Regions from separate parts of the Mus musculus genome. Here regions 1, 2, 4, 5 and 6 are each linked to region 3. The links are chromatin loops, found by intact Hi-C in ENCODE. Cell type or tissue: left cerebral cortex. All regions are shown on one strand. Links, peaks and the distances in the headings refer to the core of each region. The heading gives the core; the rest is flanking DNA.

Region 1 (5,315 bases), core at 658-4,657, 600 kb after region 3:
TTTGCAAGCTTTTTAAACACCATGGCAATTTACAGCTCTCTCAAACATAGACTAGCATTTCCCTATCTTCCAGTCACATGCATTTCATTGTTGTTTTTAGATGAGACCAGCTGCCTTCTGATCACTAAAATGTCAGAGACAGAAAAGAAGTCATTTCCACAAGAGAAAAAAAAAGTTAGATATTCTGGGAGTCAAAACTCCCACAGAATTCTTTTTAAATCTGCCGAAGTGTTTCTCCACTGAATGCACACAGGTGACTGCTGTCAGTGGCAGTGGCAGTTAGAGATGCTGTGACAGGCATGTCTGCCAAATAGTCACTTCTCAGGTCTTCTCCAGTTTGTATTTACAAGGAAAACAAGGACTCTTGTTCTTAAAGAGAAAAAAAAAATGAAAAACAACATGCAATCTACATGTTAGCTGCCTGCAGCCATGGGTGAATCAGGAACCTCACTGGATAGTATTGTTCTCATTTCACAAAGTGAGTTTTTAATGTGTCATTCAGCAAGGAAGGTCTCATATGCAGTGCGATATTAAAACACTGCCATGCTTATGATCATAATTGTGTCCAGTAGGAAGGCATTCACAAGTGAATGTCAAACTCTAATCATACCTCCAATTAGGTAAGCATTCTCCTCCCACAGGAAGCCAGGAAGATGCTGAAAGATGAGTGGATAACTTTGCCTTGATCATATCCTGTTCATGAGCCTTGCAGAGATTCCTAAGAATGTTACTATAAAGTATACTTTCATATTTAAGATTGACTTTAAAGTAATATAAAATTTTAAATCATATTGGTGTAAAACATTGAAAAATGCCTCTTTGGTTACTTCAACTGGTTATGTTTGAACAGTTTTACTTAACTATTGTGCTCTCTCTCTCTCTCTCTCTCTCTCTCTCTCTCTCTCTCTCTCTCTCTGTGTGTGTGTGTGTGTGTGTGTGTGTGTGTGTGAGAGAGAGAGAGAGAGAGAGAGAGAGAGAGAGAGAATTATTTGTGTGAACAAATGCATGTGTGTATATGGCAGGTGAATGTGTGTGGAGGAACCAGAGAATAAGTTCAGCTGTTGTGCCTCAAGCATGGTTCATCTCTCAAAGGCCTGGAATTTAACAAGGAGGTGAGGATAGTCAGCTAGTGAGCCCCAGGTATCTGCCTGTCTCTGCCTTTCACAACTAAAATCATAAGCATTAACTACCACACCCAACTTCCTTACATGGGATCTGGCATTGAGCAATGATTTTCAGCATGTAGGCTGTATTTCCTGAAAATAAAAATAAAATAAATCACCCATGTTACTTGGAATGTGGTGTGAGGTTTTCTTCCATTTTAAGAGTCTCCCTAAATTACTTTATACATATAGCTTGATTATAAAGAATGATTTATATTGAGCTATATATGGATAATGCTCTTTAAAGATTTTAATATACCTCTAAAGATACAAAGCTTCATAAGAATGTTAAATTAGGAAAATATTAAAAATTGTAATAACGTAAAATAAGAGAGAGAGGAAATATTGATTCTTTAGATAAAATGGAAAACATTTAATGTCCTAAAAGGATACGCTTAATTACTCTTGGCCTAGTTATGTCACATTGAGCGAGAGTACTATAAATATACAGGTACTCAATAAATGTTATTTTTTCATTAACAATGTTCATTAAGTTACTTGTTATATATTATTTCTGACTGTAAAGTCAGTAAACATTTATTGTCATTTATTGTAATGACATACATAGTTCAATACCAATGATTATGTATAAGTTATTGCAGGAGATGGTAATAGTGACCTATGTGTGTCCAAAGAGCCTGGTTATCAAAGATCTCTTTTGGGAACCAATCTATATCTTCCCCAAACTATAATTTTTTAGCACTTCTAAATCACATAAAATTCTTTTTCCATTAGTTTATGAATAGGACTTTGTCGGCAAGGAGAGAATGTCAGGTCATAATATTTACTACCTAGTTTACTTTCCAGATTGTTTCTCTCAGTGGGGGCTGAAATGATGGCTTCCCTCTAACCCATCACCTTCTTTTGAACTTTAGGGGCATGTACGCACATGTTGTACACTAATAGACATACACACATAGATACATATAAATAAAAATTAAAATGATTTTTTTTTCTTAAAGAAGACTATAGTGTAGAGCCCAAACCTCATACAATTAAAGGCTTTGGGGCTGCTGAGATGGCTCATGGGGGAAGATAGCTTGTCATCAAGCCCAATAATCTAAGTTCTCTTTCTTTTATCTGCATTTTGGGATGAAAAAAACTGACTTTTGCAAGTTTTAATCTGTCATCCTCAAGTACAATGTGTTACACATGCCCCCTTTACACACACACACACACACACACACACACAGAGAGAGAGAGAGAGAGAGAGAGAGAGAGAGAGAGAGAGAGAGAGAGAAAGAGAGAGAGAGAGAGAGAGAGAGGAGAGAGAGTGTTAATATTTATATTATATGAAGCTAGAAGAAGCCAGTTTTCCAAAGATATTGTCAGCATGGCCCCCTAAAAACCACCCGAAGGGGCCAATTAGATAAACTTAAACCATCTTTACATCCTTATAATATAAATTTATTTCTAACTTTACTCATTAGTCAGGATATGGAGGGATAGTTTCTCTATAGATGCTTGGAAATTTACAGAATGACTGTGCTAAAAAGTACCAATATTGCAAAATGAATTTAAGGGGAAGGCTGTAGTTTAGTACAACATCGTTTAAATACCATACCTGAAACCTTGCCATTTTCCTGAATTCTAAAAGAATGACCTTCTGTATGTACAGCCTTCATACAGTTCAGAAGTGATCTCTTGGTGACAAACTCCCCTTCTACCATCTGTTAGCAGCTTACCTAGCACTGTAACTCCCATGACACAAGAAGCACAGCTTTCTCTCTCGGTGGACAGTGGTGTCGGAAACAGTTGCCTAATAAATATGCTGGACTTCTGGGGATCACTCCCCTTTCTGTTCTAATATTCTCTTATAACTCTCATCTACTTAAGTCTTATGAGCATTTTCCAGAGTCCTCCCCCTGCCCTAGACAGTTCTAAATATGTAGCACTTTCTCTATAATTTCACAAAGCTGAGTCATATAAATACTGCTGATTTGAAAATCTTTTGTATTGCAGTATTTTAAAATGTTGTCAGTAAACTGGGGTCAGTCTAATCTACTTCCCCAAAGGAGAGGGAATTTGAAGGGCAAGCCTGGATTTCTACTAGGAACATAAGACCTCAGGCTATCAAGAACTGGCTGTTTAGTCATAGCATGATGGGGTCAGTGGTCTTTTACATATTCTTGACATATTCTATTTTGGAAAGTGACATTAAAGGGTAAGACCCTGGCACAGAGCAATAATCTAGGCTCAGGAAGACATTTTGTTTTTAAGTTCCCAAAGGAAGGAGAAACAAAAATAAGGTAAAATAAGCAATATTTGAAGAAATATTTGCCAAGTGTTTCTAATTAAACAACAGAATTAAATTGTAGATTCAATCATCTCTATGCAACAAGTAAATATAAATGTAAAAAGATGTCATAGTCAAACTGCTAAGAAAAATACAAAATGTTACTAACTCTTCTTTAGAGTGGTAATAATTAACAATAGCAATACTGAGAACTAACTTTTCAATAGAGTATAATAGCCTGAACAGAGTATAGAAACAGCTTTTAAATGCAAAATAAACAAAGAAATACAAAAGCCAAAAATATATGTCCCCCTTGTTATTCACAGCTCAAATCATGTTAAAAATTAAGGAGAAAACAACTCCTTCAGATGGAACATGAAACTGCAAGAAGCAATGGCAAAATAAGAGAAAGTGTGTTGATTCTGTACTTACAGACTGATGGTCTGAGTAAGATAGGCCCTCATAGACTCATACATTGCAATACTTAGTTCACAGTTGTTGGACTACTGGCAAATATTAGAAGGTATGTGACTATGGGTCAGTACATAGCTTTCAAGCAGAAAATCTTGGTAGCTTCAGCCACCTGGCTCTGGCTTTACAGTCAAGAAGAAAAGGGCGCTTAGAAATCTTTCTCTTCATTTAAGTAAAGTCAATGACACCAGGCATTTGTCAAGGCAGTCACTACATGAAGAGTTTGAAAGGCCATTGCATGAAGCTGAGAAGGTGAAACCTGGACTTTGCTGGAGACCCTAAAATGTTGGAGATACCAGAGTCATAAAATACCTGCCAGTGCTAACAGCTCAAGAGATAAAAGTGTTTTTCAGTTCAACAAAGCTGAAAGGAGTTGGAGATCTGAAGAGCACTTTGACATCAGCTTGGAGATAGAGAATTTGGAGTTTGCTTTGGTCAAGCATTTTCTCTTTATGCACCTTTTCTTATTTGAAATGGTCGTGTACATTCTATGTCATGGTATGTTGGAAGAAAATGGTCTGTGTTTTCTTTTTTCCTTTTTTCTATTGTATATGTCCTTTATTTACATTTCAAATGATATATTGTCATTCCACACATAGAAAAAACCACTATATCACCCACTCCTTGTTTCTATGAGAGTGTTTCCCCACCCATACCCCCTCGCCACCCTCACATTCCCCTACACTGAGGTATTGAGCCTTCACAGGATCTAGGGCCTCTCTTCTCATTGATACCTGACAAGGCCATCCTCTGCTACAAGTGCAACTGGAACCATGGGGCCCTTCATGTATACTCCTTGGTTGGTGGCTTAGTTCCTGAGAACCCTGCGGACATGGGGTCAGGGGGAGGGGTTTGGCTAGTTGATATTATTGTTCTTCCTATGGGATTGCAAACCCATTCAGCTCCTTCAGTCCTTTCTCTAGTTCCTCCATTAGGGACCCTGTACTCAGTCCAATGGTTAGCTGCAAGCATCCACCTCTGTATTTGTCAAACTCTGGCAGAGCCTCTCAGGAGACATCTATATCAGGCTCCTGTCAGCATGCACTTCTTGGCATCCACAATAGTGTCTGGGTTTGGTGACTATATATGGGATGGGTCCACAGGTGGGGCAGCAGATGTTGGCAAGGCTGTGGAGAAAGAGGAACACTCCTCCATTGTTGGTGGGATTGCAAGATGGTACAATCATTCTGGAAATGAGTCTGGTGGTTCCTCAGAAAACTGGACATAGTTACTACCTGAGGACCCAGCTATAACACTCCTGAGCATATAACCAAAAGATGCTCCAACATATAACAAGAACACATGCTCCACTATGTTCATAGCAGCCTTATTTATAATAGCCAGAAGCTGGAAACAACCCAGATGTCTTTCAGCAGAGGAATGGATACAGAAAATATGGTGCAATTGCACAACGGAGTACTACTCAGCTATTAAAACAATGATTT
Region 2 (5,315 bases), core at 633-4,632, 150 kb before region 3:
TAAATTCTGCATCACCATTGCCCCAGTATATATCTTGCTGGCAGGACAAATTGTAGATTGAGGGTTTTATAACTGGGTTGGTATCCAGGTTTCTCTTTCCCTAATGTGAAGAGTCCCTTTACATACCAATGACACTAGACAGTAGTAATAAAGGCTTAATGCAGGCACCAACTCAACCTCTCTATGTTCAGTGAGCTGTGTAGATGGTGTCTTCAGCAGTGGAGTCCCATTGTCAGTTTTCAGAGAGTGATTCTTTGTCCTAGCTCCAGTCTGGGTTGTTAGACATCTCCATGGGACCCCTTCGCCTAACAACTTAACCAAATGCAATCCAGTCCTACCACTGGAAATCTTGCTTGACTTCAAAAGATGGCCATTCCAGACTCTAGACATTTGCACAAAATTTTCAAAGAACTAATAGAACAAATTAAAAATAAGTGGAAATAGGAAAAGCCTTGAATCGGGGCAAGGAAGAGCCCTCGATTACCTCTCACCTCTCATAGCTGCTCTGAATTGCATTGACTCCAAGTGTGATGTCATGTTCTTTATACTGCTTGACAAGTAAATCATTCTGCGCCTGGCAAAAGAATCATCATTCTGCACAGTGATACACTGATTACCTCATAATTTCACACCAGAGGTACATTGATTGCCATTCATTATCATATAGCATAATGGAAAAACTTCAAATACGATTTTAAATTATTAAGCTCTATAAATCTAATTATCTTAATTATTTGTATGTGTTTTGACATGAGTAAACATGCATGCAAGTGTTTTTAGAGAGCATAGGAGGGCAGTGGATTCCTTTACAGCTGGAGCTACAGGCAGATGAGGGCTGGTGCTGAGAACTGAACTTGTCTTAATTATTGATCACTTTCCCAGCCCCAAACTGCTGTTATTTAACAAAGTAGAAATTAGAAAAGAATGGGTATAGAAACATCAAATTCTTGTTTCATATTTGGGAGAAGCAGTCTTCTTAAATAGGTGATCAAAAATCATATGAAAATCTTCTCAAATTCTGGACCCACAAGGGCAACAGGAATTTAATCAGAGGTTTTGTTTTGTGAATTTGATATTGACACACAGAAATGGTCGAATGGGTTGATTAAGAGGCAATGGTACAATTCGTGTGACCCAGGTACATATTTCTTGGTCAAGTAGAGATGTGTTTAGCTCACCACAAGAATAGAGAATAGAATATTCTAGAATGAAAAGGGAGTCTAAGTTATCCTCACACATACAGTGAGTTGTGGTTAAAAGGTTTTTAAGTGAAAAGACCACTCTATTTTACCAGAAAACTTGGAAATATATTAAAATGACCAATTTCAGAACAAAACGAAACACAACACCTTAGCCAGCGATCCAAAATGGTCTTTTCTCTTTGGAAACTATTCTGAGTTTGAGAAGTTAAATGAATTTATGAATGGATACATTTATAATATTGAATGGATGGAAACAATATCTACCTAAGCGAAATAAATCAGAGCTTTGGGGAATTGAAAAATAATTTTATTGTGGCATTTGTGATGTGACTTTCCTTAGACTTTGTTCTTTTGTTCTTTGAAGGTCAGGACCCTTGCTTCCCTCTCCCTGGTGAAGAGAGCTGTAGACCTCTTCCCTTTAGAAAACCTTTCTGAGCGTGAGGCGCCACTTCCTGAGTATTGTTTCTTCAGGTTTAAGTTGCTGCTTCCCTTCTGGGGCACGGTGCAAAAGGAAACTGAAATATTTAATCTTTTAAAGTCAAATTCAAACAATCCCACCTTAAAATAGCAGAGCTCCCTTTAAGCCGATCTGCACACAGACAGAAAGGGCATGCGTGCTGCACTTTGATCAAAAGGATGAAGAGCCTTCATGTGGGCTGTGAGAAAGGCAGCTGGGGAGTCTCACTGATACTTTTTATTTCTGTCTCTTCTTTCTTCCTTGTCCAGCCTTTTCTTCCCCCTCCCCCTATTTTTTGGAAACCTGTAGGAACAAACCTTTTCCCTTTCCATATGACTCTTCTATTATTTGGATACACCCTGATGAAGCTGCCAGCATTATCCTGATAACTCTTTGTCCACAACTGAAATCAAGCCCAGGCAATATTCGTTGCAAAAACTCTCTAGAGAAAAGGCAGAGTTAGTGGCTGAAAATGGATGCCGCTGTCCAGGTTCAACCCAGAGATTATAAAAGTGTCATGAAGACACTGAGATTCACATATTGCCTTCCCCTGAATGGTGACCGCAATGACAGGAACTGGACAGGTGGCATCATTACACATAATCTTTACCTCTGAAGTAAAATGAGAAAGAACCTCATGCAGCATGTTTGGGCACGTTACCAATAGCTGGCAACATCAGCAGTCATGCTTGACAAATGCAAGATGGCTTTAGGCTTGCTTGTCACAGCTTGAGCATTAAAAATATATCTCGTGGGCTGGGGAGCGGCTCAGTGGGTATAGCTTGATAACCTGAATAAGGTTTCCTGGAACCAATGCAAAAAGCCAGACACAGTCCTGCAAGCCGCTGTGGGCAAGTGCAAGGTGGAGACAGTTGGCAGTTTGCCTGTCATTCACCCTTGTCTCAAACCAGGTGGCAGATGAAGACTGATACAAAGGTTGTCTTCTGACACATGCACTGTGATGTATACACTGTGGCAAACACTCTACTGAACTCACAAACACACATGTGAACAGACTTCTGCATGTGTATATGATACAATTTTATGAAATATAATCATACCATATATGCATATGTAGGTATTATATTTGAATATATATTAAGCCTTGGTGACTGGGGTACAGCAAGTTCTGTCTCTCACTGACAGGTTAAACAGGTTCTTTTTTTTTTTTTTTAATGTGTTGAAGGTATATAAATTAAAGGGGCTGTGGTGACAGCTATAACTTTTCCTATTTCATGTGGCCTCTCTACAATATTATCCTTAAAGAATGCGTTTGCCCTTGGTAACATTTCAAATTTGGGGGTTGCTCTAAATCCAGCTTTTCAGCTCCTGTTGAAAAAACTAGAAGTGTATATCTTCCAATAAAAATGATTGGTTAGACTTGGGAGATAAGGCCCAACTGGATGAGGGCAGAACTAACTAGATGACCTCACGTTACTTTCCTGAACTCTGGCCTGCCTGACCTAAGAGTATGTTTGAGTTTGTACCCCAGTAGCAAATAGCATCTGAGCATCCTTCACCTCTATTAAATTGTGTTATTTTGCAATCAAACTTTCTGGGCCAGGGAGATGGCTCTAGGGTAAAGAGCTTGTCCTGTAAGCATGATGATTTGAGCTTGGTCCTCAGAACCTATATGAGAAAGTCTTGTTCAGCAGCATGTTTGTCATCTCAGCACCTGGAGGCAGAGGCGGACATGTCTCCCCGGACTGAATTGATGGGTCCTTGACCAAATGAGAGACCCTGGCTTCAAGAAACATGACAAATGTCACATGTGGAGTGATCCTTGAGGTTGAGGCTAAGCTTTGGTCACACAGACAAACATATAACTTTGGAGGGTCCTGTTGTTAGAACAACTGGCTAAAGATCCAGTATGGAATTAAAGTTCCAGCTTTGCTTTCCTTATGGTAAGGCTGGCTTCTCTTCCCACGCCTTTCAGGAAGACTGTACACCCTACCCTCTAACTTAGTGCCTTTTTATTCCTCTGTTCCTGGAACTGTTTCTACACTGCTGCTTCCTGCACTCCACGTCCCGCCTCCTTTCATATACTTGTCCCTGCAGGCCTACCTGTCTGAAGGAATGTGGGGCGATGTCATTGTGGAAGTACAACTTCCTTCTTTCTCTCTTCCTTTCTTTTTCAAATTTCCTATCTATTTGCAAAAAAACAGAACAAAAGCTTTAAGTTTTTTTATGAGTCTAAGTGGGCATGGTATTTATTTTGTCAATTTATGGCTGCTCACTGGAATTCTGTGAGGCTGATCCTTGGGCCAAACTTAGATTCAAATTGTTCACAGGCTATCATAGGTGAAAGTATCTTCCAGCCAAGAGTACAGAGCTGATGTCCTCATCACAACACACTGCACAGCAGCTGCTTAGATATATGCCTAATCCCTTAAATGCATTGTTCTTAATCATTTTTTTTGCAATTAAATTTCCCAGCATAATTCCTTATACATATTAATGGGATTGGTTCTGATATTTTTATACATGCATACAGTATGACTTAGTCATATAACCATGCTTCTTATGCGCTCAGAACCCTTTCGTGTGTGTGTGTGTGTGTGTGTGTGTGTGTATGTCTGTTACTTTTGTTTTGTTTTTCAACTATGAGGTATTGTACATTCACCCATTGTACTAAACATTTCAGAAAGCAGCAAGGACATATGTATCATCCCATAACCCACAAGCGATCAGCATTAACTGATTAATTTCCATAATTTTTACACTTAAGACCCAGGATGGAAGCGGAATGATCATAAGAGCCACAAGTCCAGAACATCTACTGAAAAATAATCTTTCCTGAAGAGGGATGAAGAGTGGAAGGGAAGGATGGAGGGAGGGAGAGAGAACACAAATTTTGGAAGGGAATGGTAGGAAGGAATGGGTCTTGGAGGAATTGTTGATGAATATGATCAAGATACATTGCATGAAAATCTCAAAGATTTAATAGAAATTATATATGATTTTAAAATAACTGTCCAGATAAATTTTGTCTTTGTAAAATTATTCCTTTTATATAATAGAACTGCATTAGTTTCTTTCTCCTTTTTCTCCCTTCAAACCTTCCCATGTCACCCTCTTTGATTTCTTTCAAATTCATGGCTTCCATTTTGATTATTGTTGCATATATTCCTAAATATACAAATGCAACCTGCTCAGTCTATATAATGTTACTTGTTTATAGTTTTTAGAACTGATAATTTGGTATTGGATAACTGGTAATTTGAATATACTTGCCCCATGGGAAGTGGCATTTAGGAGGTATCCTTACTGGAGAAGGTGTAGCCTTGTTAGAGGAAGTGTGTCACTGTGGAGGCAGGGCTTTGAGATCACATATATATATGCTCAAGTCTGGCCAGTGTGATACAGATGCTCCTCCTGGTGTCTCTGGAAGATAGCATCCTCTGTCTGCCTTCAGATCAAAATGTAGAACTCTATTCTTTTAGTACCATGTCTGCCTGGATACTATTTTGCTTTCCACCATGATGATAATGGACTGAACCTCTGAAACTGTAAGCCAGCCCCTTATAATAGTTGCCTTGATCATGGTGTCTCTTCACAGCAATGAAAACTCCAACTAGACAATAAAAAAAGACTTCTGGGTCTTTCCTCCGTCCACGTTAGCATGTTCATTGTTATGCTTGCTCAGCTCCTGTTTA
Region 3 (5,315 bases), core at 787-4,786:
TTTTAAGTGCAGATTTTTCCTTTCTAGACCAATTGTTAAATAGGCCTTGTTTTGTTCAGTGGGGGCTGATAATGAAATATCAGGCTATTAAGGTTATTTCAGGTTCCTGTGTCTCCCAGGGTCACACAAGTCTTCTCATATGCATGTTAATCCATTTCAGCCTTCCTGCCAGTAGCTGCCTAAGTAGGGCAATCGGTTTAGTGTGCGCCCTTCCCCCACCTCACAGTTTAGTTATGAGGCAAAAGCTACTAATTGCCAGAATGTGCATTGAGGATCAATCCGTGCTTTTCTATTTCACAGACACAGCACTGAAATTGATGATTAATAAATGATTAATCTGGTGGCTGATTCCTCAGAAATGGAAAGCACCAAGTAAAAGCACAAAGGTGGCACCTCCTCCTCACCCATGTTTCTGGTGTGGCTTGCCCTGGCGAGCCCACGCATGCACTTGAGGAGTGTATGGAACTACATGGAGGATTTGCATCACAGACTGGAAACAAGGACTGCCTCACACCCAGCTCTGCTTATGTTCTCCTTTTAAGGATCATAGCTGCTCCATCTGCAAATATTTCCTAAAGAAAATCCTGCAGATGTGATTAAATCTCAGAAAACAGAAGACTGTACAGTGTGATTTTAGAATGACTCCTGAGTGTCTCCATCTCAGGGTCTTGTAGGGAGCCTTTTCTGGTTGCTATGATTTCAACCTGGACTATTCTCTATACAACAATTACAACAGAGCGGTAGCATTTAAACTATTGGGCTGAAATTCAAGCTCTCCCACCTACTAAACATTTGATGAACAGCAAATTAGTTGATCCTTTCAGGCCTCAGTTTCTTCTTATATCACAGGCAATAATTTTACCTTTATCAAAGTATTCTTCAGTGTTGATCAATTTATTTATTTGCTTATCTAGAAATAGGGTCTTGCTAGGTATCAGATTGGCCTCAGTCTCCCATATGCTGGGATTACAGGTCTGTACCACCATGCTCAGACTGGTAGGATTCTTCCAAAGACTAGATGAGGTAGTTCATGCTTAATAATCACTATGAGAACAGTTAAAATAAAGGAAAATTCCAGACATGTTTCAGTGAACTCTAACCACCTTTTGTCTATGATTTCATGCCAGTGTTAGATGTTTAATCCTAATGGTCAGTACCAAAGGGAGAAAGAATCACTAGCAAACAAGCCTCTTTCTAGCCACGTTTGTCATTGAGCAAAACTGTAAAGGTGCACTCTATTCTCTTCTCTTTTGATAAAAGCAAAGCCTGTTCACTGTAAGTGGCTATTAGAGAGCCAGTCTCTGTAGAGCCCATTCCATGTAATAGGTACTCAAAACTCATTCACACAATAATGGCTTAATATTTTCTGTAGTAAGGAGTGGCGGTAGAAGCCCTAATAAAACACCACATCGGCTTTGGAAACTCTGAATTTTGAAGCAGATGTTTTCTTAACATCCCGTAAATACTCCAATCATCTCAAACTGCCAGGCTTTCACCTTTGTGCAGATTTTAGAAATGTGCCCATTGAGTAATGGTTCTGTCTAATCTGCTTGACATTTATTGGTACTCAAAGAGAAGCAAGGTTAGAAGATGTAGTGGAGCCCATTCTAAATAAATCAGCGAGAGAAAGCACGCTGAATCGCAGGGGGAAATTACAGTGTCCAAATCATTTATACACCGGTGATTACCGTCTCACCTGGGTCCCCTGGATGCCACACAAGAGCCTGTGAAACTAGAGGAGCCATTCATCAACCCCAAGCCTAAGCCCTTACAGCTGCACAGTGAGATCCACTACTGAGGTGGAGACCAGCAGTGATACGGGGCAGGAGTGTGTCAAGAAGGGACAGGCAGGCCTGGAGGGCTTCTGGGACCATTTCTGTATTAAATTAATTGAAGGAGCTCTGGGAAATTACATCTATAGCTGCCTTAGTTCCCTAATAGAAAAATCTCTGCACGTGCATGTGTGTGCGTACAAGTCCGTGCAGTTGCCTGGAGGCCAGAAGTAGGTGTCAGACACCCTGATGCTGCCTTACACTGATAATAGGAAACTCACATCTCCTGGAAGAGCAGAATGTGTGCTCTTAACTGCTAATTCATCTCAACAACACCCTCACACCTACACTCACTCACAGTCACTCACACGTACTCACATACCTTTTAAAATGTCCTCATAAAGTAGAACCAATGTTTGGGGAAGGCAGCCCAGAGTAGACTAGACTTTTACTTGTATTCTGTGGAAACCCTCAATAGATTTAGAGATATGTAGAGTTCTTGGGACTTTGTGTAGGAACTTTTGGTAAATCTATTCTAATTATAGTTGGGTGGTAGAAAATTCTCCCTATGCCAAAATGTTAAACTTATGCAACAATATAACAATTGTTATGCAAATAATTTATGCAACAACTAATTTCAGAAGCTTGGTGTCAGTTTTCATGAATCTGTGTTCATGATTATCTTCATGCTGTGTATTAGACATACTACTAGTTATTTTATATTATTTACTTACGATATTAATTTGATATAGGTCAAGATATATTGTGATATGTTCATTACAGACATGTGATGTATCTAATTTTTCTGAATTGAAACATTCTGTTCTATAGGGAATGAGAAGTAAACTGGTAGAATTCACAAAGCTGAGGAAGATCAGAAAGTTACAAGATTGACAAAGAGCCTCCCCAAGGATACAAAGGCAACAGGAGACATCTGCTGGAGAAGAGGACTTATCAGCTACAGTGCTTTCACGCTGGGCAAGGAAGGAGCATGGGGCCACAGCTTCTTTGAATCGTCTCCCTAGCTGATGTGGGCTCTTGTGATACAGTTGTCAGAGAATCAGCCATGATCCTGTAAGGAACCTCATAGAACTCACTGGCTCACTAAGGTAGTCTTCAGAAGTCTTGCTTCTTTGTTCTTTTATCAGTTCCCTATCTAGGAGGAATTGATATGTGCTCCTGTCAATAAAAAGCATTCAACATACAATTTATTAATATTCTTGTATGTCATAAACTATCACGGATATTATATTTTTGAACTACTTTTGGCAGTGCTGGAGACTGAGCTAGTGCCCCACATATGTCAGGCACACATGAGACCAACAAGTTACCTTTCCATCCTGAGTTTATATTTTTGAAAACCAAATATAAAATCTTAACACAGTTCCTCCTATGTTTTGCCTACTGCCTTTATTGTCATTATAACAAATGGGCATGCTGTGCTGGGATGCTCATTTGAGGACACAAATTCCTTGGAACATCTGCTTCCAGTTGAGATGGAGAATGTTCCCCTGAGACTGAGGCTGTCATCTTAACAGCAAAAATAAATAGCATATCTACAAAACTAATGTTTTTAATCCACCAGAGAGGTCTTAGGGACTCAAAGAAACCTAGATGAATCAAACTCCAAGGCAGACAGTGGGGAATGCCCCATGTGTCCCTTCTCTCCTAGCGGAGAAGCAAATCTGACACTGATTGAGGCAAGCCAGACAAAAATTCCATTACAGAGCATGGGCTAAAAGCAGAATGAGTTCTCAGCAGCTTATAGTTAGAGGCTGGACCAGGGAACACTGAGGATCAGCGCCTCCCATGTTCTCACAGCCCAAGACTGGGCGAAGGGAGTGAGGGTCTCTAGCCCTAGTCTGATTAGATGAACACAATGCTACACGAGAAGGAGACTCAACAGAGTTTACTGTGAACCAGTGCTATACATTGCCAGAAATGATGATGAAGAGGGAAGTCTGCTATGGTGGCCATGGTTTATATAGGACTTTTAGTCTCTATTATGTTTTACCTAAGTAATAATTACATAATAAGTAGTAATAAAAATAAGAACTATAAAGAAATAATATAATCTTACTTGACAGTAATTAAGTCCGTGGATACTTCCAGGTTGTATGGTAAAATGAGGAAACATAAATCAGGACCATAAGAAAAAGGAACAGATGCAGATCAGCCCACAGCTTGGATGTTATAATTCTCTAAGCCAACAGATACATTGAAGGATGTTAACACCACAACATGGTGGAACCATACCAAGCGATCAATGGCAAACATGGACAAAACACATGAATTAGTGGAGTGAGCTACCAGAGAAAGGAAACCACTAAACAAACAAACAAACAAACAAAACAAACAAACAAACTGAGCTGGTGGCTCAGCTGTTAAAAAGCATTTGGGGCTCTTCAAAGAGAAGGAGGTTTGGTTCCCAGCACCCATATCAGACAGCTGACAACTGCAGCTCCAGTGGATTGGATACAATCTTCAGGCTTCTGCAGGTACCAGTACATACACACACACACACACACACACACACACTCTCTCTCTCTCTCTCTCTCTCTGAGTTAAAAAAAAAATCTTAAAACAACTTTTAAAAGTCTTTGTCCAATAGTTTTATCACATTTTTTGAATCGTTTGATTGTAAACTCCTTCCTTGATTTAACTGATGGTATTCCTCTTCCTTGTGTCCAGAATAATATTAAAAATTTTGGCACACTTATGGTATTATGTGCTTATGTTCATAAGTAGGAGTGGGGGCCTGAATGTGCCATTGCATGTGTATGGAGTGTAGAGGATAATCTTACATGTAGGTCCACACCTTTGAGATAAGGGTCTCTGAAGATTTCTTTGATGTTTACCAGGGTAGCTGGCCTTCAAACTTCATGTGATTCTATTGACTCCACCTTCCATCCTGCCATAGTAATGCTGAGAACAAATATGCAAGATACCATAGTGTCTGACTTTTCTGAGTTTTGGAGATTCAAACTCAGGTTCTTAGGTTTATGTGGCAAGTATTTTACACTTGAGCTAACTCCCCAGATCCCTACCTTTTGATTCAGTACCATACATTGTGGTGTTTCCATGTCTGGTACTAGATGTTAAAGCAATTTTTTAAGATTTATTTTTTTAAAATTTTATGTGTATACGTTGGTATTATTATAATAGACATTCTTATGTTTTACTTTCAATCATAATGAAGCTACCTGAAAATAATTTGGTCATCTTGGATTTGGTTTATAACCATGTGTACTGGCTAGTTTTGTGTCAATTTGACACAGCTGGAATTATTATAGAGAAAGGAGCTTCAGTTGAGGAAATGCCTCCATGAGATCCAACTGTAAGGCATTTTCTCAATTAGTGATCAAGGGGGAAAGGCCCCTTGTGGGTGGGACCATCTCTGGGCTGGTAGTCTTGGGTTCTATAAGAGAGCAGGCTGAGCAAGCCAGGGGAAGCAAGCCAGTAAGGAACATCCCTCCATGGCCTCTGCATCAGCTCCTGCTTCCTGACATGCTTGAGTTCCAGTCCTGACTTCCTTGGTGATGA
Region 4 (5,315 bases), core at 648-4,647, 440 kb before region 3:
TTTTTCAGTTTCTGCCTAGGGAGTTGTCTTTTACACTTCCAGTTTCTAGTTCCCTAAGAAGGCTTCTGATTGGATTAAAATATGTCAGCATTAGGATCCTAGGCTAATCCTTTAGGGCAAGGTAGGAGAGTGGGGTGAACTAGGCCCAGTGTGGTCTCCACCCCCTGCACTAAGTGATTCTTTTGGGATCCTCGTGGATTTGGAGCATCAGAAGGGGGTGGAATTTAGGAATCCAAGGGTCTGTACACTGTTTTCAGAAACAGGGACAGGGGCTCTGACCCGACAAGTGCAATGTTCCCAAGAAAGAGTGGCCCATTTTAAAAAAGGGAGACAGAGAGACCTTTGCAAAGTCTAGATGTATGACTCCCCAGTTGCTGAGAGGACAGTGGCTGTCCCAACTTCACTGATGTGGCCACCAAACAGGTTGAGCCCTGAGCCCAAGCTCAGAAGCCTTGAATAGACCCCCTGTCTCCAAAGCACGAGTTTGCTTTCCTTTCTGCACAGGCCCCGCCCTCCCCTTCCAGAGCGAAGACTCTTGTGGCCTTTGCACACACCTGGGGCAGGGGAAGCCGATTTCTGGTCTGGGACAGGGGACAGCCAGGATCCAAGCTGGGTATGCTGGATGTGCGAGAGTGCTAAAAGAAAAGCCAGGGCTCTAGAGACAAGGAGACACCAGCTGGGTGGCACAGGCCCCACCCTAGTTGGTAGCAAAAGTCGGGGGAGGGGAGGTTCTGGGTCTTTCAATGCAAATATTGTTAACCTAGCCTTGAACATGGTCCGAGTACCCGATGGTCAGTTTGCAAGGTGGGAACAGGAGCCCACACTGTGTACCTGTAAGGAAACATGTAAAACATGACCCACAAAATGTCACCAGAGCTGAGGAGCAGTTTCGTAGAGGCTCTCTGAAGAGAGAACTCTACAGGAAAAAGGGACCTGGAGCTTTCCAGATATTGAGGACAGTATCTTGTGCGTGTTGGAGTGTAGGGGGCGGGATGGGGCAAGGCCTTTCCAACCTCCCCTACCTTGGTGACTGCTGCTAGCTTTGTAATCTGCTCTGCCACGTGGTGTGCGCTTGGAGGTAGGTGGTGGTAGCAGTTATATCGGCCAGAGGAATATTTGGCTAAACATAACATTGAAACCCCCCTCTCCCTAGCCCAGGCCCCCTCTTGACTCGGTGAAGGCGATCCTGATGCGGCTGAGATCCATCCAGCCTGGCCAGGCAGCCGCCGCGCCTCCCCTCCCCCGCTGGACTGTGAGCCCATTTTCGCTCGGCTGGTCTCTGCGCCGCCGGATGGATGGCGCCCCACCCCCCCTCTCCTCTGCTCAGTCATTCAGACTTGGAAAGTCAATAACACGCTGACATCATCAGGGGTTTGTGTATTATTACACGGCTACTTTCCAGAATACCTGGCATTATCTAAGAGAGGAGCACTCGATTGCACCAGCAAGGCCCCGAGCGGAGTCTGCAGCCCCGGGGAGGCGCGGCTGCTGCGGCCAGGCCCTTTTTTTCCACAGGGAGTACCTCCAGGGCACCAATTAGGAACAGATGGTGGCTTCTGCTCTAAAAGCAGATGCACTTTAGATATCGATACAGATTCATTTTGGCTTGGGGGATGTACTCAGAAGTCACCCTCAAGTGACCTCCATTTCTTCTGAAAACACACGTGCCCTGACTTTTGGTCCTTAAAGAGCATTTTCAATGATTCTCACACAGGCAAAAAAAAGAAAGGCATGTGCTCTAACCAGAAGCCAAAGCCTGCCTCTTGATGCTTAGGAGTGGGGGTTGGGAGGCGGGTGTTATGCAATCACCATTGCGGGTGATTAGGGCTTTGCTTTGCCTCCAAGGCTGTTTGGTGGTTGAGTTTCTCTTTAAGCTTACTGCAGGGCAAACGCACAGAAAAACATGGCCCAGATTTATGGTGCAAAACTGCTCTCCGAGTAAATTGCCTTAGCATTCTGTTTCGGTTCTGGAGCAGAGAAGAGTAGATGGATTTGGGGTTAATTAAGATCTCTTTATCATAAGTTCCGGGGGTTACTTTGCCTAGAGTGAGGGGTTTATTTATTTATTTAGGTTTCTTTCTTTCTTTTTAAAAGTTTATTCGTTTAAGTAGTTTACTTCTCTCCCCCTTGCTGTGAAGGGTACATGAAAGGAGCTTTGATACTAATTAATTGTATAGATGGCTGCCACTTTGTTTTAGAGAACACATTCACATATTAAAGACAATACATCCAATAACTCACGCAACATGGTGCCTTTTCTGAATAGCCAAACAGGCTATTTATTTACAGACACAGGACTGGTCTCCTTTAAGTTCTCTTCAGTATTTTTAATTGGAAAAAAAATAATGGCAGCCAGCCCTAATTTGGAGAATGACAAGGGGAAGGGCTGGCCCTCCTTCGCCTGATCTCACCCCCCCCCCCCCGCCCCCCCTTGCTCCCGGCAGGGAGCTGCCTGATCTAAAGTCCTTAAGTTTCCCCTGGAGGAAGCAGAGCAGACAGCCTCTCACTAGTAAGGGTTTCTCTTCCTGCAGCCAGTCCTTTCAGAACCTTAGGGCAACTTCCCCCTAAATGCTTTGACAGAGAGCAATCTGAAGCTGCCATTTCTCAAATCCAGCCACAGCTGGGATGCACAAAGCTAGGAGTCAGGGCAAAAAAATCTCCAAGATGGCCCCCTGATAGCCCTCCCTAGAAGTGTCTGAAATGGTGAGACGTGCAGAAAAGTGGAACTTATGGGGTCAGGAAGAAAATGAACCCTCATTTTGGGGCCTAGTTGAAACCTCTAGCCAGCCGAAAGCAAGATTTTTTTTCTTTTTAAAGTTAAAATTTGCTGTGAAAGTTGCTGTCATACAAACAATATTCCTGTGTATGTGTCTGAAGGCCCAACATGTGAAGGTCACAGGGCAACCTCAAGTGTCCTTCTTCACCAGGTGATCCCCAGTTTTTGCTTGAGATGGGGGTTTCTCAGGTTTTTTGTTGTTTTTGTGTATGGGTGTTTCTATGTATGTATGTATGTATGTATGTATGTATGTATGTATGTATGTATGTGCAAGGGTCTATTGTGGTCAGGAGAAGATGTTTGATCGACTGAAGCTGGAGTTTTCAGTGGTTGAAAGCTCCCAGATATAGGTACTAGGGACTCATCTCTGGTCTTCAGCAAATGCAGCAAAGGCACTTGCGTCCTACCTCTAGCTTCTGGTCTGCTCCCTGAAGTAGGCCAGGTTAGATGGCCAGAGGGTCCGCCCACCTGCCTGCTCCTACCTCCCATTTTGCCATCCTGCAGGTTTCATGGTAATGCCTGACTTTCTGTGTAGGTTCTAGGGAATCAAGCTCAGGTCCTCACACTTGTGAGGCAAGTGCTATACTGACCGAGCCCTCTCCCCACCCCAAAGATTCTTTTCACATAGAAATACTTTGCCAAATTAGCAATGAATCATGCTTAAGTCCTAAGCTTACATTATCTTGAGGATGGCTTGATTTTTCTCTACAGAATATTGTTTGGAACGCTTACAAACAAGACTGTTAAAGCTGGTGAGACAGCTCAGTGGGTAGCGACGTGGGGGTGGGGCTTTGCAAGCCTGGAGATCTGAGTTCCATCCCCAGAACCCATGTGGAAGGAGAGAACCAACTCCGGACTTCTTCTTTTACCTATACATGCACAGCCTGGGATGTGAACCTTTATACATATATCGTGGAGATATATGATAATACATTTCTAGAAGTAAAAGATGTTAATTTGGTTTGCAGTGGAAATATCCTTTCTTCTAATATCCCAGTAACTCAGGGTTTATGTTAATCTTATCCATTGTAATCCTGTCATAAGGTGCCCAGGAACCATTCTGGGATCTCATCTAAATTCCTTGAAATAAATAAGATTTATTTAAATCATGCAACCATTTATATATATGTGTGTGTGTGTATATATACATATATATATATATACATACATATATGTGTGTATATATGTGTGTGTACATACATATATATATACATACATACATATATGTGATATATGCACACACATACACACACACACACAATGACATATATATCATATATATGACTATTCTAAGGCAATAATGTAGGCTCTTCTTCGAGGAGCCCATATCCATAAGCAAGCTCTGTTGTATCTTATTCCCCCAACCCCGAAGTGCTTGTCTTTTCTGTTGTTAAAGAATATCCAACTCCATTTCCTATTGGCCCCTCTTGAAATTTTTTTCTGCACGATCTAGTTTTACCTAAGTCTGACTCTCTGAAAGAGTAGGTTAGAACGGAGTCTCCTTTGACTCTGGACAGTGTAGACAGTACATGTATTTCCCCTTTACCTAGCCTTGGACTACTTATTTAGGGGTTTCCCACAGCTTAACAACGAGAAGTTCTGACCTTGTGCCAGGCCTCTTTGGTTTTTCAGGGTGGAGAGTCTCTTAAACCAGGTATGTCTAAACAAAGTCTATGCTAAAGAACCACACAACCAAAAATATAAGTAATCAAATGTAGTCTCCCCTCCCCCAGCCTGAAACCTGCTTGCTCAGGGGTGGAGCTTCCTGCTCATTTGTTCTGTCACGCCCACTGCTGGACCATGCCGCTTTGCTGTTGGTGCCACCACGTGTTCACCCTACTACTGGACCCCGAGATTATTCGGCGGGAATCGGGTCCCCTCCCCCTTCCTTCATAATTGAGTGTTGCAACAGTAACAACTGAGCTTTGATCAGAATGACTGTCTTAGCTACATTTCTTTCTCTCACCACCTAGCCCCTCTTCTCTTCCAGGTTTCCAAAATGCCTTTCCAGACAAAAACCCAGGTTGTGATCCGCTGGCCGGACACAACAATCAAATCAAATCAATCAATCAATCAATCAATCAATCAAAATAAGTTTATGATTTGGTGCTGGGATGCATTCTGTTACCCTCTGCTACATGTGGCCCCTTGAAGTGGGTTGGACATGTCGAATAGCACGGTTATTTGCTAGCTCATCTGATCCCCCTGTCTTTGCTTGAGCCCCTCCTGGCCACAGCTGGATGATAAAAGACTAATTGTTGGACAAGGATGCACTCCATCCATCTGGTTCTGGGTGATGATTTTCTGTACCTGGCAATCACCTTCTTACTCTCGATTCCGGCCTGTTTAGAGGGACACAAGCTAGAAGCTGGTTTGTGCAGAACCTACCACAGGAAGTCATTCCTCCCCGTGTTCTGTTTGGAGCATCTATGGTCAGGAGTGACTCTGGTATTTCTCTATTTTCTTTGGAAAACAGAGGTTTCCCTCTGAACCTTTTCTGTCAAATATTTGCCAACTGGCTAGCACTGGGTGTACTTTG
Region 5 (5,315 bases), core at 697-4,696, 700 kb before region 3:
GAACTCCACAGGCAATGTTTTTATTCCTCACAGCAGCCCAGGAAAAAGGATCATGATGCAGCTTCACTTTTCTGTGGTGGTTTCTCGCCAACTTATTTCCTACAACAACTCTTGTTTGTCAACAAAGAGTCTGCATTGAATTAGACTATTTAATGGCTATCACTGCAATGGTGCAAGATTTTCCAGCTCAGGAGTTATAAGGAGGAAAGTGCTTGTTATAGTAAAATCACCACTAAAAGATTTCTTTTACTTGGACCTCCTATGAACCCCCCGCCCCCGCCCCCAAAGGCCGTTTACATTTTGATACCACTTAAAGCAGGTCGTGAAACTGCTTATGAAAGTGCCAAGTGCTGGCTTTTCCCGAATCCTTCATCTCCCTTTTAAAAGTGTTCACTGAAAATATGAGTCTCAGCCAGTTCCTGTCTCCTTCCCCAGCACTACCCAACTGATTAAGAGCCTGGGCGTTGCTGATGGAAACAGCCACGGCTGCCCCTGAGAAAGCCTGAGAAGCACCAAGAACTTCATTCCATGCTTCACGAGAGTCAAACCCCAGAAGAAAATGAGGAACGGTCATAGCAACACAGATACAATGAGCAGACTCAGGAAAACAAGTAGACAATATAAGACATTTCTAGTACTGTGACAAATTCATGCTTGAACGAACTCAAGTCTGCTTCAGTGATTAGCAGGAAAGAAAAAAATATTACTTTCAAATATATTCTTGATAGAGCTTGGCTGAATGTTCATTTACCTTATCTACGCCAGCACTTAGGATGAAATTTCCTTTCTTATTCCATTTTAATGCAAATATAGGACCTTTATGCTGCCCCAAGGTGCTGGCAAGATTACCTAAATTAAAAACAAACAAACACACACATTAAAATTACTTCAAACTTTTAAATTTAGAACATCAATAAAGTTAGAAAATGTCATACCATCTTTAGTCCATATTCTGGCAAATCCATCATATGACCCAGTTGCTAGAAGTGTACCTTCACTCTGGCAGAGAAACACATTTTGTTTATTACACAACTCAAAAGGCCATTTAATTACTACACACATGTTGCCTGTTTAAGTCCCAGGCACAAAAGACCCTGATCTATGTGTAAGTGCCAACAAAGGCTGGCAAACCCCCACCCCCTAATGAAGGCGGTGTTCTCGGACAGGCCAATCCCAGTGTGTGCACCGGCAGGAAGTGCTGTGGAGCAGGACTGCAGTCCCTATGCAGAACATTTTCACAGGTGACCATGAGTGAGGATGGGGCAAGTGTAGACCAGGAAGGACAACATAAAAATGATACCATGAGAATGCTTTTTATAAGAAGTAAAAAGCAAAGCCTACAATTCACTCCTAAATTCTGATTAGGATTTTAGGAATATGGGGCCAGATTGAAGCTAAAATTGGGATCTAATTTCAAGATTATATAATGCCAAGTCCTCAAATGTCTTCATTCACAGACCATTTATGCAAGAACAAAACACTCACATTCCAATCTAGAGACGTGACATCCTTGTTACTGGGCACGTCCTGCCCTCCTTCCCGTATGCAGTGTCTAAGCACGAGCTGCGTAGGGCCACTCGTGCTGTTCTCACTGAGGTTCCAGATTCTTGCCGTGGAGTCTCCAGACCTTCAGAGTCAAAAAATCGGCTTAAGTCTTCATATAAGCAAGCATTCCAGAACCCAAGCCATACATTTAACACCTGAATAAGAAGTAGACTACCAGATATAAACATTTCTAATATTTCTCTTTTAGAGCTCCTACCAAGTAATAATACTAACCTACTAAGGTAAAATGACCGGAAAGTGAAATCTATGTAGCAGTCCTTTTGTTGAGGTATTCTTAGATGCCATTGTCATGCTGCACGTGACATAATCCCAGGACACAGTGCATCAACAAGGCAAGGTTACAGAGTAAATCCTGTCTAAAACAACAAAATACTCAACAGCTAGAAAGCTCTTTGAAAAACCTACCCTGATGCCAGGAGATCACTAACAGGGTTCCAGGCACAGATGAAAACTTCAGATTCATGGCCCCGAAGCACAACCGCTTTATTGGAAGGGATTTCCACATCCCCATCTACTTCCATCATGTCAGTGTGATTATCTGCAGCATGAGAAGTAGCAGTTCTGTCAGAAGGTAAGCACATTTCTAGCAAGTATGGCTGTACTAGTTTTAAAAGTGTGAGTGTTTATGCCCAGAGAATGTGTATGTGGAAGTGGTAAAAAAAAGAAAGGGGGAAAAAGGGCTATACCTCAGCATGGCTGAATTAAACAGCCTGTAACAATACTATTCTGAGTTCTGCCAGTAGGGGTTGCTGATATCATTTCTATAGCATGAGTCATCTTTATTGCTCACCATCAGAGCCTTGCTGGATGTTTATAACAGGGACTACTAGAAATTTTACTTAGAAATCAACTGCAGATGCAATGTTCACTTAAGAGTAGAAAGGGGTTTCAGAAACATTTAGGAACAAACAAACATTCAGTGTATTTAGCTTTTTAGAATCTTAGGTAGAAAATATGAACTGTGTGATGCACTATACTGCCTGTTTTTGTGTGTCAACTTGACACAGCTGGAATTATCACTCAGAAAGGAGCTTCAGTTGAGGAAATGCCTCCATGAGATCCAACTGTAAGGCATTTTCTCAACTGGTGATCAAGGGGGGAAAGCCCACTGTGGGTGGTGCCATCCCTGGGCTGGTAGTCTTGGGTTCTATAAGAGAGCAGGCTGAGCAAGCCAGTAAAGAACATCCCTCCATGGCCTCTGCATCAGCTCCTGCTTCCTGATCTGCTTGAGTTCCAGTCCTGACTTCCTTGGTGATGAACAGCAGTATGGAAGTGTAAGCTGAATAAACTCTTTCCTCCCCAACTTGCTTCTTGGTCATGATGTTTGTGCAGGAATAGAAACCCTGACTAAGCGAAGCATGTTGGGGGGTAAAGACAAACACTGGCTATCAGTACAGCTCTAAGGATGGGGCAATGGAGAACAGTAGTGTGTGCTGAGCATCTCCAAGCATTCTCGGCTCACTTGCGATGGTATGTGCTCCATTCTCCTCCCCATTTGCTGTATTCTCTCCATTTTTTGCAGATCCTTGCTGGTTAGTGGCGGCAGCAGCGGCAGCGGCTGCGGCTGCATGCTGCTGTGCAAGCTTGTCTCTGTAGGCTTGTTGTCTTGTTTGGACTACATCGGGCATAACAGCATCTATCAGGGACAGAGACTCGATGGGTCGACCATCAAATAAGGTGCCATCCTGGGGTTGGAAAACCGGGAAAGAAAAATGAGATGTAGTCATGAGGTTAACAAACATTCCATTAACAAAATGAACAACTTCATTCTAAGGAAACCGTGAACGTGAGCAAGAAGGAGGAAGGGGGCAAGAATGACAAAGATGCAAACAGCCACCAACTGTCACTGAGGTCCTGCTGAACTCTGCACAAAGACAAACCAATACAAGAGGCCATTCACAAAAGCTTAAAGATAATAAAATGATAATGTATAACATCCAGGTAAGAAAAGCTGTTAGTAAAAAACACTGACCAATATGAATATGTCATACCACGGGATCCAGGCCTTGGAATAAAGGAAAGCACCTGTACTGACCGGGAGCAGATCTTGACCTTACTGGTTTTCTCTAAACATTACAGGATGATCATACACAGAAGTCATCTAGATGTGTGTGATACACAAACTTGACATTAGGAGTAAATGAAGGGACCCACAGATAATGCTAACTGTGGCAATGTGGTAACCCACCGCTGAGGATACCAAAAGGGAACTGGACTACTTTAAACAGCTAAAATCTTTTCATTTACTTTTACAAAAAAAAAGGGGGGGGGGGGGAGGGCATGTGTTTACCTCTACATATTCCGGCCATACACTAAACATTGTAGCTACAACAAAGTTCTACTCAGAAAGAACATGCAGTGTGTGCTTATGAATGCTTTAAAGGCTGTAAGGTCCTTGTTACAGCGCCTCATGTTCCCAGCAGCTACCCAGTGACAGTCCAGAACTAAATGAGCTCGGCTGTGCTACAAAGCTAATTTATAGAATCAGGGAGCAGGTAAGATGGCCTCAGGCACAAGTAGCATGCCAACACCAGAAATAAACACACTACTTCCACATGAACCTTGGACACGAAGCTCTGAGAATCAATGTTGGCATCAATTATAAATAAATTGGCTTCCAACATCAGGGTACATGAAACTAACAGTGTTTTTTTATGTCCTTGCCATCAGTTTGTTCTTAGTACTCTCCAGCCAAATTACTTATGTGTTAAACATGATTTCCTTTGCTTACATACATACACACACACACACACACACACACACACACACACACACACGCAGAGGAATAGTCTACAGAAATTATCCGCTGGTATGAAGACCAGTACAGTTATGAAGAATAATTTTAATCTGTCTGAACCCATGAAGTCAAGGTCAGATACTCAATAAACAACCACATTTAAGAATCAGAATCAGTGTTTGAAATGGAACTCATCTGCCTTACCTCATTTATGCTAACTTCTGCCTCTACATACTGCAGGCCTTTCTGGATGATAGAGATGAGTGCAGCGGGTGGAACCAGGGCACCATTTATGTTGGACTGACTTATATGGCTCTCTATACCAAAGGTAAACGCAGAATGAGAAAATCCTAAAAGCAAAGGAAACACTGTGAGAACTTATGTTGCTAGTAACATCACATTAAATTACAAACAGAAAAAACTTTGTTATCTTTTATAATTACATATCATCACTTGACGGTGTAAATGGACAACTAAGAAATGATTGAAAATAAAAATATTAAAAGAGAAACTTGCCAGCCTTTTACTTTCCCTTGCTCTCGGCTACTGTACATGTGGCTTCTAATGGGTTGCATGTCTTCAGGTTTTCTAACTGTACAACAGTAATACAACTTTCCTCAAGAAAATGCATCAAATGCCAAACCCTGAGAAGCTGTGAGCTACAACACACTTCACCTGCCTCATGAGACAAAAGCAAACCAAGATTCATGCGACACATCATAGTTCTGTGGCATATTGAAAAAAAAAAAAAAAAAGACTTAGGAAATAAATCCAAACTAGAAAACAACACAAACAAGACAAAATAACGCAGCCTGGGGCAGCCGATGTGAGTGGGCCAGCAGTGCCTGCCTACCATGCATTTAGATTCTGGGAGCAACACTGCCAAGCTGTGTGCAATGGTGCACACCCATACTGCCAGCACGCAGAAGTGAACAGGTGGGAAGATCGGACTTCAAGATTATCTTTGACTACGTAAGAGCAACCTGGGCTGTATGAAACTGTTTCCAAAGGA
Region 6 (5,315 bases), core at 542-4,541, 580 kb before region 3:
AGTCCCTTCGCCCGCAGCAATCCCGCGAGCCGCGGCCGCTCCGATCCCCGGAGGCGGCCGGCAGCTGCGGGAGCTCGGCGCGGGCTCCACATGGACTCCGCGTTCAAAGTGCCGCACACTTGGATGCGCGTAAACACGCCCGCTCCGGAGCGTACCTGGAAAGGTGCTTCGCCTGCCGTGAGCGAGTTCTAGGATGGGACCCGGAGCACCGCGCGTGGGGAGACGCGCAGCGCGCACGGCGAGAGGGGTTTGGTGAAAACGCAAAGCTGAAATTGAAGTTGTGCGCCCAAATGTGCGACTTGTCTGCGGGTCTTTTGGGAAGGTTTGATGGATCAGTTCTCATTGCGCGAAAATAAAGCCATAGACAGAATGAATGTTCACTAAGTGTGCACCGCGGTGTGATATCCACGGGAGTTTATATTATCTACTTTCTGCATGCGTCTGGCACGTGAAGGCGGTTTCTGAAGTACAGTTTGGCTGCCCAATAATGTCAAAATGTGGCTGCCGGAGCGCCGAGGATTTTTAAAATACTGCGGTGACCTTCCTGAGCCTTTCAGAAACCTGGGCTGTAAGAGGCACCCTTCCTTTTAATTCTAGCATATATCTTGAAACTCTGCTTTTTTGTTACTATCTTTAAAAATACTTTGCAACCTTCTTTGGTGAAAGGTTCTAGTTTCAAGTTGTCAAAACATTTGGAAACGTGTATTCCTGTCAAGCAGTGGTCTTCCTTTAGTGCTTCAAAGATAAATTTTCAAACAAAGTATCATTTGAAGTAACTTTCACAGCTATAGACTGTGCAGCCTAACAAACTCCGAGACTAGATTAGATTTGGTTCAGCCAAGGTCAATGACTCTCCCCTGTTGGCCCCTCCCTGGAGGCGGTTACCTATTTTGACAGGCGTAGCTGGAAGGTGGAAAGGCACCAAAGAAAGTCTATGGAGTTGCAAACGCCCTTTCTACCAGAAAAGTTCAAAGCTTGAGCCTGGGTGTCCCCGGAGCTATTGTCACTTGTGAAAGAGGGAATGTTAGATTAAACAATGTCACCTGATGGGAATGTAGATTATACTGGGTTTCCAAAACACTTCTGTCCAGTTAAGGGAAACAGCACTGAGGAAGCCAAAGACGAGGCCTGCCTCCGTCCTTCAGCTGCCCAGAGCATTTAGTATCTTACCATTGTGTAAGAGCTGTCCACTTACGGTATGCTGTTTGCTCAACATAAACCTCACACTGCAATGCAGGTTCTTTGTCCGAAACGCCCATTAAAATGGTGGGATGGGTGGGGAAAGCTGGTTCCCAGCCCTGGACCTAGACAACAGCTACAAGAAAATCAAGCCACACTTTGAGTGGCTAAGGATGCTCACCAGTCTTTACAGTCAGCGACAAGCAAGTGATTCCTAGCCTCCCAGGAGACATCTCTTCCAAAGACCACCCTCCTTCCAGCCAGAAGCTCTTAGACTCTGAGCTAGCTTCCTCAAGGTGGTCTCTGTGCACGGGACAACGAGGGTGAGAATCTGTTCGTTTGTTAGGTGCACTGTCTTAGGACAGAAACCACTTTATTTGAATGTCATGACAGAAGCCGCCAAAGTTGGGGACCTGTACCTTAAACTTGCTCCAGTAAAGTGCCCTTCAAGCTTTTGGGGTTTTGTTGTTGTTTTGTTTTTATTCTGGTTTGCTTGTTGTTTGGAAGTTTTGAGGTTTTGCATTCATGGTTTATTTGATCTTTTTTTTGGGGGGGGGGGTTGGTTGGTTGGTTTTGAGAGGATTTTCCTGGATAGCTCATCCAGATCTCAAAGCCTTGGCAATCCTCCGACCTCACCCTCCCAGAAGCTAGGAGGATCTCTTACCATCATTAAACAGTAATTGGCCTTGAAGGTCAGCAGATTGACATGCCACCTGCTGGGGTTCCTACTCTAAAACAAGAGTGGAGTCAGGAACCTGAGACAAATGAGACCCTTGAGGCCCAACTTTAATCCCAGCATGTGGGAGGCAGAAGCAGGCAGATGTCTGGGTTGCAGTCTGTTCTACATGGTAGACCAAGCCAGGCAAGGCTACATACCCTGATCCACAAATAAAGAAGGTAAGTGCCAAATCCTGAAGGTTGTCCTCTGACCTCACACTTGTCACTCACACATCCTTAATACACACACAATCAACAGAGTCCTAACATTTAGATGTTCTCCTTACACACACACACACACACACACACACACACACACAAAGCCTAAATGTGAAAAATGCTTGAGCCTCCCTGCTAAGGGAATTAGCTGAGCCTTATGTTTTGTTTTTTCTAATCTTTCATATAAAGTGTGTGTGTGTGTGTGTGTGTGTGTGTGTGTGTGTGTGTAAAACAAAACTTTTCCATTAAACACTCATCTATTCATCCCCGAAAGGGAACCCACAACAAACCAAAGTACAGATACCAACAAATTCCAAGTTGGTGACCAATGAGTTTTATTGGGGTTCTATACAGGTAAAGAAATGACTCAAAGACAGCCGCATCACCAAAGCCCACCCTAACATGGGTGACAGGTCACAAAGCTGGGAACCTGGAGCACACTGTGTGCAGACAGCTCAACAGGCTAAAGAGTGTCCTTTCTGTGTACCTCAATTGTTGTAAACCTCTTCCAGGCAGCTCAGCTGGTCTCTGCTTCTCCCAGACAGCTGGTCTGGTCTCAGAGTCTGGTGTACAGCTTTTCTCGTCTCATAGTCTTAGCAACTGAGCTTCCCTTTCTAGGAGAGAGACTCTCAGCTTTTATTTCCCTATGAATCTGGTCAGTTTTAGGAAGTTCTTAAAGATAGTAGTTTTGTTTACTTCCCTGCTTGAGCTTAGGGCTGGACGGAGTTTTTTAATGTCAAAGAGACTGTTACACAACTCCGTGTGTGTGTGTGTGTGTGTGTGTGTGTGTGTGTGTGTGTGTGTGTTGAAGTTGGAGTTATAGTCAGTTATAACCCACCCAACAAGAGCGCTAGGAAGCAAACTTTGCTTCTCTGCAAGAGCAGCAAGTACTCTTAACCCCTGAAATATTTCTTCAGAATCTGCATCTTAGAGACTCAGAGAAATGGGCTGCACACAAGTGTAGAATGAAATGTTTGTCACATCAGCCTTTAGCCGTTCCAACATTTCCAGCACAAAACCAAAGGCAAAATTCAAGCAATAATTAGACCTAGACAAATTCTCGAAAAAATGTTACCAATTTTCAGTGGTTTAAATATAAATGTTAAGATTCTAGAAAGGACAGGTTGTTATTACTAAGAAGTTGTACAGGGAAGGGGCACATTAAGAAACATCTCTTAGTAATCCAGTTGGTAAAATGGTTGCCTTGCTCCTAGGAACCATCTCCAGCACTGCCTAACGCAAAGCTGGTGCTCTACACTCATAATCCAAGAACCCCAGAAGTAGAAACAGGAGGAGCGGAAGCTCAAATCGTCTTCTGCTATGTAAGGAGTTCAAGAACAGTCTGAGCCATTTGAGTTAGAGAGAGACAGACACAGAGAGAAGTTTTAGGGCCTAAGAGATTGCTCATCTGGTAAAGATAACTATTATCAAGCCTGAAAAAATCATCACTATTTTCATTCTCTCTCTTTCTCTTTCTCTTTCTCTTTCTCTTTCTCTTTCTCTCTCTCTCTCTCTCACTCGCTCGCTCTCGCTCACGCTCTCTCTCTCACACACACACAGACTTTCTTGCTAAACAAATTGTGACGTCTTGCTCTGATAATACTTTACCCAAGGAACATATAGCAAGATCTTAAGCACTGTGATGCTTTAAAATGTTTATATTGTGTAGCCCATATAATTAAAATATTACAAGAACAGTATGCAGCTGCTTAGAACCACAAGTTTTGGCCTAGTGCTTTAACGCACACCTTTCATTCACCTTAGCCCTGAGTGGCTCATCCTTGCCCAGCTTCTGTAGGCATCCTTCCGGTGCACTGACAGGTTTCTGTTTCCTTCTGCCTCCTGCAGTTCTTCTGAGGTTCTTGGGCTCCCAGACTATGTTGTCAAGACTAACGAGCAGCTTGACCGCAGCTCAGCACCTGAGCTGCTCTCTCCATCTGTGTAGGGTGTACATACACTTTGTGACTTTTTCTCACCAGCCTGACTTTGTCACAGTGTTCCTTGACCTATGATCAGATCCCATAGGTGTTGGTCCTGATATGGTCTCTCAAACCCACCAGGCTACACGAGGAAAAGCCTGCTACTTCATCTCCCTTGTTCTTGGAGACAGTCACTCTACCCCTGTGGAGGATCTTCTTTTCCCTCGCTAGAGCCCCTAAAATGGCTATGCACCAGTGCACCGTACCTGTCTTTGCCCAATCCAGAGGCATCCCACTTATCTTTCTGCAGTAAATAAACCTCCCTTGTGCTGAGAATCTGGTATTTGGCTATGTTCTGTTCTGAGTAGTGTCCACTTCAATTAGATCAATGGACATTCCATTTCATTACAAATAATAAAATTAGATTGAAAAAGATATTATTAAAAAATGGTACTCAGGGAGACTGAGGCAGGAGAATTGGCACAATTTCAAAGTCAGCTTGTTACATAGGGAGTGCCATGCCAGCCTGGTCTGCTTAGCTAAGATCCTGTATCAAGAAAGAAAGGCCACCTTTGATCCTAGCACTTGGAAGACAGAGGCAGACGAATCTCTTGAGATTGAGGACAGCTTTGTGTGCATACAAATCAAGTTCCAGGACAGCAGCCCTGTCTTCAAGAACCAAAAGAAGAAAGGGGGCTAAAAAGGCAGCTTATCAGTTTAGAAACCATGCCAAGTAGTTCACAACCACCTTTAACTTCAGTTCCAGGAAACATACACATATAATTGTTAAAATAATAAAACTCTTGAAAGAGAAAATCACACATAAACTATCCATATCTCTCAGAATATGGAAGTAGCTGGTTGTATCCTGTTTGTGATTCAGTCAGAGCAGAAAGCCAACCATACATAGCAAATTGTCTTACCAACCATCTACCTTTATTGACAGTCTTGTACTGTTCTGGCAGCATGTAAACCCTCATACTGTGTTGACAGTTTTGCTATTCATTCAACAAGTATTTATCAAATGCTTAGTGTAAGAAAACATCAGAAGCTGTTTACAGTGAACCAAACAGCCCCTATGCTTTATGGAGTTTATATTTCAGTCTTGGACTAAGGGGAGAAGGAGGGAAGAGTATAAAAACTTTCAAAAAATATATCCAAGTTGAACAATTGAAGCTTTTTTGGCTCTGTTGGGAGAGAGCTTACCTAGAGTGTATGTAGTCAGGGTTTGATCCTCAACACTACATAAAGTAAGTGAAGGTAGATCAGATGTCCAGGTCA

The links. Hi-C counts contacts between places; a loop is a spot of excess contacts. Peaks named below come from ENCODE experiments on the same cell type or tissue, not always from the same donor. Only the 100,000 strongest peaks of a DNase experiment are listed, where the experiment ranks them.
Region 1: it touches region 3 in a loop (2.8-fold over the local background); 2 of 42 quality-filtered maps call a loop at or near these places.
Region 2: a loop joins it to region 3, with 2.1 times the contacts of the local background. A loop is called at or near these places in 2 of 42 quality-filtered maps.
Region 4: it touches region 3 in a loop (4-fold over the local background); 9 of 42 quality-filtered maps call a loop at or near these places.
Region 5: it touches region 3 in a loop (4-fold over the local background); 2 of 42 quality-filtered maps call a loop at or near these places.
Region 6: a loop joins it to region 3, with 2.9 times the contacts of the local background. A loop is called at or near these places in 9 of 42 quality-filtered maps.

Annotation. Positions count from the first base shown.
Region 1 is chr3:20,888,046-20,893,360 of GRCm38, reverse strand. No RefSeq gene overlaps it. Among named protein-coding and RNA genes, the nearest start is that of Gm31552, 68 kb to the right of the region's middle. In left cerebral cortex, for the core only: no CTCF peak of the experiment used is centred there; a DNase peak (open chromatin) is centred at 2,962; H3K27ac peaks cover 160 bases.
Region 2 is chr3:21,636,192-21,641,506 of GRCm38, reverse strand. No RefSeq gene overlaps it. Among named protein-coding and RNA genes, the nearest start is that of Gm31693, 64 kb to the left of the region's middle. In left cerebral cortex, for the core only: no CTCF peak of the experiment used is centred there; a DNase peak (open chromatin) is centred at 2,407.
Region 3 is chr3:21,490,002-21,495,316 of GRCm38, reverse strand. No RefSeq gene overlaps it. Among named protein-coding and RNA genes, the nearest start is that of Gm31610, 3.0 kb to the right of the region's middle. In left cerebral cortex, for the core only: a CTCF peak has its summit at 2,705; no DNase peak of the experiment used is centred there.
Region 4 is chr3:21,932,138-21,937,452 of GRCm38, reverse strand. The region is part of intron 3 of Gm31813 (a long non-coding RNA gene); the gene reads left to right. Among named protein-coding and RNA genes, the nearest start is that of Gm31813, 30 kb to the left of the region's middle. In left cerebral cortex, for the core only: a CTCF peak has its summit at 2,485; DNase peaks (open chromatin) are centred at 1,361, 1,775 and 2,494; H3K4me3 peaks cover 1,346 bases; H3K27ac peaks cover 2,312 bases.
Region 5 is chr3:22,187,704-22,193,018 of GRCm38, reverse strand. It overlaps Tbl1xr1 (transducin (beta)-like 1X-linked receptor 1), which reads right to left. Exons shown (of 16, transcript NM_030732.3): 4 at 4,508-4,653; 5 at 3,029-3,251; 6 at 1,972-2,104; 7 at 1,486-1,627; 8 at 936-999; 9 at 752-849. Among named protein-coding and RNA genes, the nearest start is that of Tbl1xr1, 110 kb to the right of the region's middle. In left cerebral cortex, for the core only: a CTCF peak has its summit at 2,312 (motif pointing right); DNase peaks (open chromatin) are centred at 1,488 and 2,313; H3K27ac peaks cover 300 bases.
Region 6 is chr3:22,070,730-22,076,044 of GRCm38, reverse strand. No RefSeq gene overlaps it. Among named protein-coding and RNA genes, the nearest start is that of Tbl1xr1, 3.3 kb to the left of the region's middle. In left cerebral cortex, for the core only: no CTCF peak of the experiment used is centred there; DNase peaks (open chromatin) are centred at 1,085 and 2,682; H3K4me3 peaks cover 871 bases; H3K27ac peaks cover 864 bases.